Linked DNA regions of Homo sapiens: region 2 is linked to region 1. A link is a contact called in ENCODE Hi-C or POLR2A ChIA-PET data. All regions are on one chromosome and are shown on one strand. The core of a region is the stretch at or near the end of the contact, and the rest is flanking DNA. Distances in the headings are between cores, read along the strand shown.

Region 1 (3,510 bases), core at 375-2,874:
GGGTGGATCACCTGAGGTCAGGAGTTTGAGACCAGCCTGGCCAACATGGCGAAACCTCATCTCTACTAAAAATATAAAAATTAGCTGGGTGTGGTGGCACACGCCTGTAATCCCAGCTACTTAAGAGGCTGAGGCAGGAGAATTGCTTGAACCTGGGAGGTGGAGGTTGCAGTGAGCTGAAATTGCACCACTGCACTCCAGCCTGGGCGACAGAGCGAGACTCTGTCTCAAAAAAAAAAAACAAAAAAAAAAAAAAAAAGAAAAGTTATTGCTATTGAAGAGACTGCAAGCACAGGAGGGGGAAGTTGAGGTGCAGATTATAATAGATTGTTCCAATAAGAACACGTGGACACAGGGAAGGGAACAACACACACTGGCGCCAGTTGGGGGGTGAGGGACGGGGGGAGGGGAGCATTAGGACAAATAGCTAATGCATACAGGGCTTAAAACCCAGATGACGGGGGCCGGGCACGGTGGCTCACGCCTGTAATCCCAGCACTTTGGGAGGCTGAGGCGGGTGGATCACGAGGTCAAGAGATCGAGACCATCCTGGCTAACAAGGTGAAGCCCTGTCTCTTCTAAAAACAAAAAACAAAAACAAAACAAACAAAAAAACCACCTAGATGACGGATGAAGGGTTGATAGGTGCAGCAAACCCCCATGGCACACGTTTACCTATGCAACAAACCTACACGTTCTGCACTTGTATTCTTAAAAAATAATATTAATAGGCTAGGCATGGTGGTTCACGCCTGTAATCCCAGCACTTTGGGAGGCCGAGGTGGGCGGATCACGAAGTCAGGAGTTCGAGACCAGTCTGGCCAAAGTAGTGAAACCCCGTCTCTACTAAAAATACAAAAAATTAGCCGGGTGTGGTGGTGTGTGCCTGTAATCCCTGCTACTCAGGAGGCTGAGGCAGGACAGTCACTTGAACTTGGGAGGCAGAGGTTGCGGTGAGCCGAGACCACACCATTGCACTCCAGCCTGGGCGACAGTGCGACACTCCATCTTGAAAAAACGTAATAATAACAATAATAATGATAATAGATTGTCCCACTTCCTTCCCTCTGCCAAAGGATAATCCAGAACATCACGGTGCCAAGATGTGAGCTTCATCTGGCTAAGTCCACTAAACTATTTTTTTAAGAAAAATGATTCAAACAAGCTATCTGAGCTCTGGATTTGGGATTTCTCAGTATTATTTAAAAAATAATTTTAAGCACGGTCATGATATCTTTAACAGTTTTGAAACCTTTATTTTTCCATTTTAATTTAAAATAAAAATCGCATCTGTAAAACACTGTTAAGAATGGGATATATCAGCAAATAAAAAATGGACTCAGAAGACATAGTGAATTAATGTAAGATTGACTGTGGATTTTATTTTTCACACTGATATTTTGGCTTCTATAGACTAGAGAGATACTCTGTGAGTTTTATGATGATGTTTTTCCATGTTGTATGAGTGAACCATGGCATTGTTCTTTGAACATCTGTGTAAATGGCTCTGAAAACCTGAGAGAGAATAGTCAGCCCTGAACACAGGGAGGCAATGTTGCTTAAAGAAACAGAAAGACCCGGGCTCCTGACTCTCTGCTTCTTGCCGGTTGTGTTAACTTCTATACAAATAGCTTGACAAGCTATTTAGCCCCTCAGTGCCTCTGTCTCCTCATCTTTAAGATGGAAATTAAAAATGCCTATTTCAGATGGTTGCCATGAGAGTTACATGATAAAGGGCAGGTAAAGCACTTACTTGTGTGGGGCCTGCCTTGTGGTCAGCGTCAGTGACCATTCTATTTCTGTTGGGTGTGCTCAGCTGTTGGCCCAGGAGCAGGGCTGCTGCTTACCCAGGCTGTTACTCTGTGCCTCTGCTCAGTCAACCCAGAGTATTCCTGCATTTGATTGCTTTCTGCATGTCATCAATGTAGTGATGTGGAATCGTGGTGTGAAAGCTGAAGTACCTTTTAGAGATGTTACCTTTTGTATTCTCATTTTTTCCTGTGTTACTGTGTTAGCTTCTGGCTCTTTAGGGGGGAATATTGTGTTAGCTTCTGGCTCTTTGGGGGGAAATTGTTTAGGCACAGGAAAGAGAGATTTTTTTTTTCTTGATAAGTTTTTTTTTCTCAGTAGGGTTCTGTTTCCACATTTCCAAGTATGGCTTACTTAAGCTCAGGTATTCAGCAGGTGAATCTGAGGCTGGGGTCAGGATGAGATATCTAATGACTAATACGTTATCAAAGTCTGTGGTGAGTTTATATGTCTTCCCTATGGATATTTGAACAATTTGAATCATCGTCTCCCACTGTCACTTTCTACCCTGGAAATCTGGGAGTAACCTACCAAGCGTATGTAAATTACCCAGTGATATAAAAAGCCATCCTTTTCACATTCCACAAAAAACATTGACCATCTAGCTGAAGGACTTTCCAGTTTCAGTTGCATGTTTTATAAGAAAAAAAAAATCCCTTAAACCAAATAGCTAAGAGCTAACATACAAAATGAGGCCTTTTCTCATCTCCCCTCCACTTTCACCAGCACAAGCAAAGTGGTGGTAAAATATACAAGAAAAAGTGCCTGTTTTGTAGGGTTGTTTTAAAATGTGCTCCCTTCAAGTTTCTTGGGTCCTTTTGTCCCAGTTTCCATGGGATTTAGGAAATGGTGAGCAAACATGCCCATAGCTGTTTAGGAAAAATAGCCCATAGCTATTTGCTATGGGCAGGTACTTATTTTCTTGGCCTTGTGATATGAAGAGTGTGGGAGGTCCAAGAAAGGGCTATGGGCCCTGAAGGCCATGCCATTTCAAAAACTGGATAGCTCTGGTTCAAGCAAAAAAAAAAAAGAAAGAAAGGAAAAAAAAAATCTCCGAATGCTAGAATTCCATCTTCAATTAAAAATCGATCCTCATTCCACCATTGGAGAAATAATTGGCATGATCAATCATATGGGTGTCAGTTGCCTGTCAAAGCAAAGTTGTTACTGTTGTGCTCTCCCCATCACCTTTTCAGAAAACTGGCAAATTCTACCATTCTGGGGAGCACTGCCCTCTGTGATAAAGAGAGAAAAGAGATGTATCTAGATGTGATCTAGAAGATTTTTTATGTACTATGCCTAGCTTAAATTCAGAGTACAATGTGTTTGAGGATGGTTAGCTGTGAGATGAAATTTGTAAACTTTGTGCTGTGCCCATCTCATTTCTGTACTATTTTCCACATGCTTTTTACTAGTTCTTGGTACAAGTGGAAGCAGAAAGTGATTCTGCTCACTTTCACGTGTATTAAACTGTGTTCAGCTTTCATATAGTTCTCATAACTGAGTTTTGAGACCAATATTAGCTGGTCTTTCATAGCAACGTATGTATTAATTTTCTCTTCCAACTTGATTTCACTTGCACTTTTTCTCCCTCATGAATATTCTTTGAGGATAACATTTCTACTGAAAACTCCTTATCTTCCCAGATATGTTTGTGAGAATTAACTAAACCTGTGTCTAACTCAAGAAAAAAACCCCACT
Region 2 (3,510 bases), core at 408-2,907, 580 kb after region 1:
ATTAGAGCAGATTGCTTATTTTAAAAGGAAATAACTTTTAAAATCCAATTTGGTTATTGTATTCTACTCTTCAGCGTTTTTGTTGGTGTATATAAATGAAAAATGAATTCAGAGGGATTTATATGGACGTTTGGTATAAGAATTGCCTCAAGCCTTTGCAGGACACCTCAATCCAAATTGAGGGTGTCTCCTGTTTTTGTGTCTTTTGGTTTTGGCTAGTGCCACATATTACAAGTATCGTCTCTCTTATGCAGAATCACTATTTCCAATTCATTCTGAAGTATTATAAGCGTTTATTCTGTAAAGTCAGAGATTGAAAGTTTTCCAATCTCATCTAGGTTTAGCACTTTGGAAACTGGTTAATAAACAGCATGACTCTATTTTCATTTTGACATGTAAGCCCCCGAATGAGTTTGTTTTTTCTTTAAAAAAAACTCATATTAGCAAAGTTTGAAATACCTTTCCTAAAATGAAACTTCAGTACTGGATGGAACTTAGAGTCTTGGGTTTATTGGAGCTTTTCAGCAGAGAGCAGTGATGAGCTGAGGAGTATGGACAACAGAAATGTTTTATTAAGGAGGTTATTGAATGGACCAGGAAATGCTATAGATATTAATAAATATGATTGGAGTGCAGAAGCCGAACCTCATTGGAACTGGTGAACTCCTAGCTATTTGGTTTTAATTTAAAAAAGAACTTTGGTTTTCAGCTTTGACATACAAAAGGAAGCTAGAAGTTATTCTTGAATAGCTAACCCTTTGTTTAAGCAGTAAAAATCAGTGGGGTGTCCAGCATCATCAAAGAGTCATGCAAACAAGGTGGAAAGCATTTGTTTCCTCCTTGCTCAGAGTTACTCTTTGAATCTTATGCAGTTTGCAAATGTGTAGGAGGATGGACAGTTTTTATGTTGGTCAATGCTAAAGAGAATGGGTTTCCTCAGACTGTAGAGATAATAGTGGCACAAAGTAATGGCTTACTGAATATGTTGAATGACTGGATTCACAAACCTTGTCTTAAAATTCTGGAATGATAGTGAGGCTTGAAACCTGAAAGAAGGCATTTTAAGAAAATAAAGCAAACAATATTTTTGACTCAAATCACGGAATAAATTATACAAAGACGTGTGCCCACTGGAGCTATAAAATAAGCTCAAGAAATATTTCTATCAGGTGATGGATACTAGAAGTGTGAAGAGGTGTCTCTGGTCACTGAAGAAAACAGAGTGCCATCTAGTGGAAACATTTCACTATAATGTATTACAGTACACACTAATTTAGATTTAGGTTCTTTTTTTTCCCCTCGTTACGGAGACAGGGTCTTGCCACATTGCCCAGGCTGGTCTTGAACTCCTGGGCTCCAGGCGATCTTCCTGACTCGGCCTCCCAAAGTGTTTGGATTACAGGCATGAGCCACCATGCCTGGCCAAGAGTTAGGTTCTTAATAAAACATGTAACAATTGATTTTCTTACTCAAAGAATGATTTTTAAAAACTATTGATTTTGAACTAATTTTAAATTTGCAGAAGAATTGTAAAAATAGGCTGGGTGCGGTGGCTCATGCCTGTAATCTCAGCACTTTGGGAGGCCGAAGCGGGTGGATCACCAGAGGTCGGGATTTCGTGACCAGCCTGACCAACATGGAGAAACCCCGTCTCTACTAAAAATACAAAATTAGCCTCTGGGCATGGTGGCGCATGCCTGTAATCTCAGCTACTCGGGGGGGGGCGCTGAGGCAGGAGAATCGCTTGAACTCGGGAGGCGGAGGTTGTGGTGAGCTGAGATCGCGTCATTGCACTCCAGCCTGGGCAACAAGAGCAAAACTCTGTCTCAAAAAAAAAAAAAAAAAAAAAAATTGTAAATATAGTACAGAGAGTTCCCATATACCCTTTGCCCAGCTTTCTCTGTTAACCGTGGTATACTTATCAAGGCCAGGAAATTAACATTGGTACAGAACTACTAACTAAACTGCAGACTTTATTTGGATTTCACCAGTTTTTCCACTTATGTCCTTTTTCTGTTCCAGGATCCCATCCAGGATCCCACAGTGTTTTTAGTCATCGTGTCTCCTTAGGCTGCAAATCTGAGACAGTTCTTCCTCAGTTCAAAGAGTGTTTACTAAAAATGCTTCTCTAGGGATTGTGGCTGTTATAAAATACATTTTGAAAATACAGGAGACTTAGAAAATTAAAAGGTAGTTATGAAATAAGAATTTTGACCTAGAAATATTTATTCTGCTTGTCCATCCCCTGCCCCATCTTTTAAAACAGCTTTTTGTATTTGCAAAGTACTTTATAAGTTTTACTTATTCTCAAAAGTTATGAGGGGCAGAAACAAATCATTGACAATTTCCTCATGTTACTTAAAAGGAAATTGAGCCATAGGGGAGTTTTATATTTTGCCTTAACTTGTGTAGCTGTCTCTCACACACTGGGAGGTAGGAAAAAGGACGACAAATTACAAAGCAATTGAAAAGTGAACCTTATTTTGCCAACTTTTTTTATTATGACAGTAACTGAGTTTTAAAACAAAAGACAAATTAATGAATCAAATATTTTATTCTTTAAAATTGATATCTTAAATACTAGTCAATGTTTTCAAAATATTTGCCACATTTAAGCATCATATATATTTATCTGGTTTTTAAAGTAACAGTTTGGGCTATCTAAGAGTGCTAAATTTTTACTGCCTTAAATATTGCAAAAATATTTCTATTACAAGTTATTTTTTAAAAATAGAAGTGATTTTTGATCCTTAAACAACTTCTTGGTTTTGTTGCACCCCATGTAACATACTGTGTATGGGAGATGAGAATAATGAGAATAATAAATTGGGGAAACAGTCTGAGGCTTATTTTACTGGTTTATGGCTTCATTCCCCAAAATACTGCCTTTTGCACTGTGTGAGTCTTCTGAATATAATGACCACAGTGAACTCTGGTGTACCTGAAAGAAGTGGAAAGGCCTGGAATTTCCACAGAGATGTAACGTTTTCCTTTATCACTGCTCCACACCCACCTTCCCCAAATCAACTCCGATAGATGTGGTGATGCTATATGAAATGCAAGTGCCTCCCAAACTAAGAAGGACGTGAAGGCCTCAACCAACCAACAAAGACACCTTACTCAGAAAGCTCACCATCAGGTTGATGTTGGCGTGAGGGAAGGATGGATGTGCTGTGGCTCCAAGATACCAACAGGTGTTTGAGCTGCAGTCAGCCCGTGAAGTAGCCAAGCTGTCAAGGCTGAGTGCCTTTGGAAGCTGGCAAGTCTCCTTTCTCAGAATGCTCTTCCTGACTGGGAGGTATAAACGTGTTGCTTTTCCATCGATTGTGTAATTGGGCCCTCTCAATTTTTTTTATCAATTCATTTTAATTTTAGGCTTCACCTATATGCATAGGTAAAGTTGTTTGAAAGTGAAAGCAAACATGGAATTACCTGCCTTTAAGGCCACGTAGGGAAGCAGAGAAATTTAGTGTCTTTTTAAGTTTCTCACCTACTATTAGGAACCCTCCT

The links. A loop is a pair of places that touch in the nucleus more often than their neighbours do. ChIA-PET counts read pairs that join two places held with the same protein, here RNA polymerase II (POLR2A). Pooled maps may share reads with other maps.
Region 2: a map of HCT116 shows a loop between it and region 1 (3-fold over the local background). The contact joins two enhancer-like sites. A Hi-C loop is called at or near these places in 15 of 168 maps with a recorded cell type or tissue (CD4-positive, alpha-beta memory T cell, CD8-positive, alpha-beta T cell, Caco-2 and 10 more), 20 of 37 single-sample maps with no recorded cell type and 27 of 50 pooled maps. POLR2A ChIA-PET finds 5 or more read pairs at or near these places in 5 of 52 experiments (A549, CD4-positive, alpha-beta memory T cell, MCF 10A and 2 more).

The regions. Positions count from the first base shown.
Region 1 is chrX:46,374,770-46,378,279 of GRCh38, reverse strand. No RefSeq gene overlaps it. Among named protein-coding and RNA genes, the nearest start is that of LINC01186, 49 kb to the right of the region's middle. Within about 2 kb of position 1,624, at least 4 of the 41 ENCODE cell types and tissues checked have a DNase peak (open chromatin) inside an H3K27ac peak, as active enhancers do; they include HCT116, where a contact is called at or near this core.
Region 2 is chrX:45,799,463-45,802,972 of GRCh38, reverse strand. No RefSeq gene overlaps it. Among named protein-coding and RNA genes, the nearest start is that of MIR222HG, 31 kb to the right of the region's middle. RefSeq lists an enhancer at 515-1,093. Within about 2 kb of position 1,657, at least 3 of the 41 ENCODE cell types and tissues checked have a DNase peak (open chromatin) inside an H3K27ac peak, as active enhancers do; they include HCT116, where a contact is called at or near this core.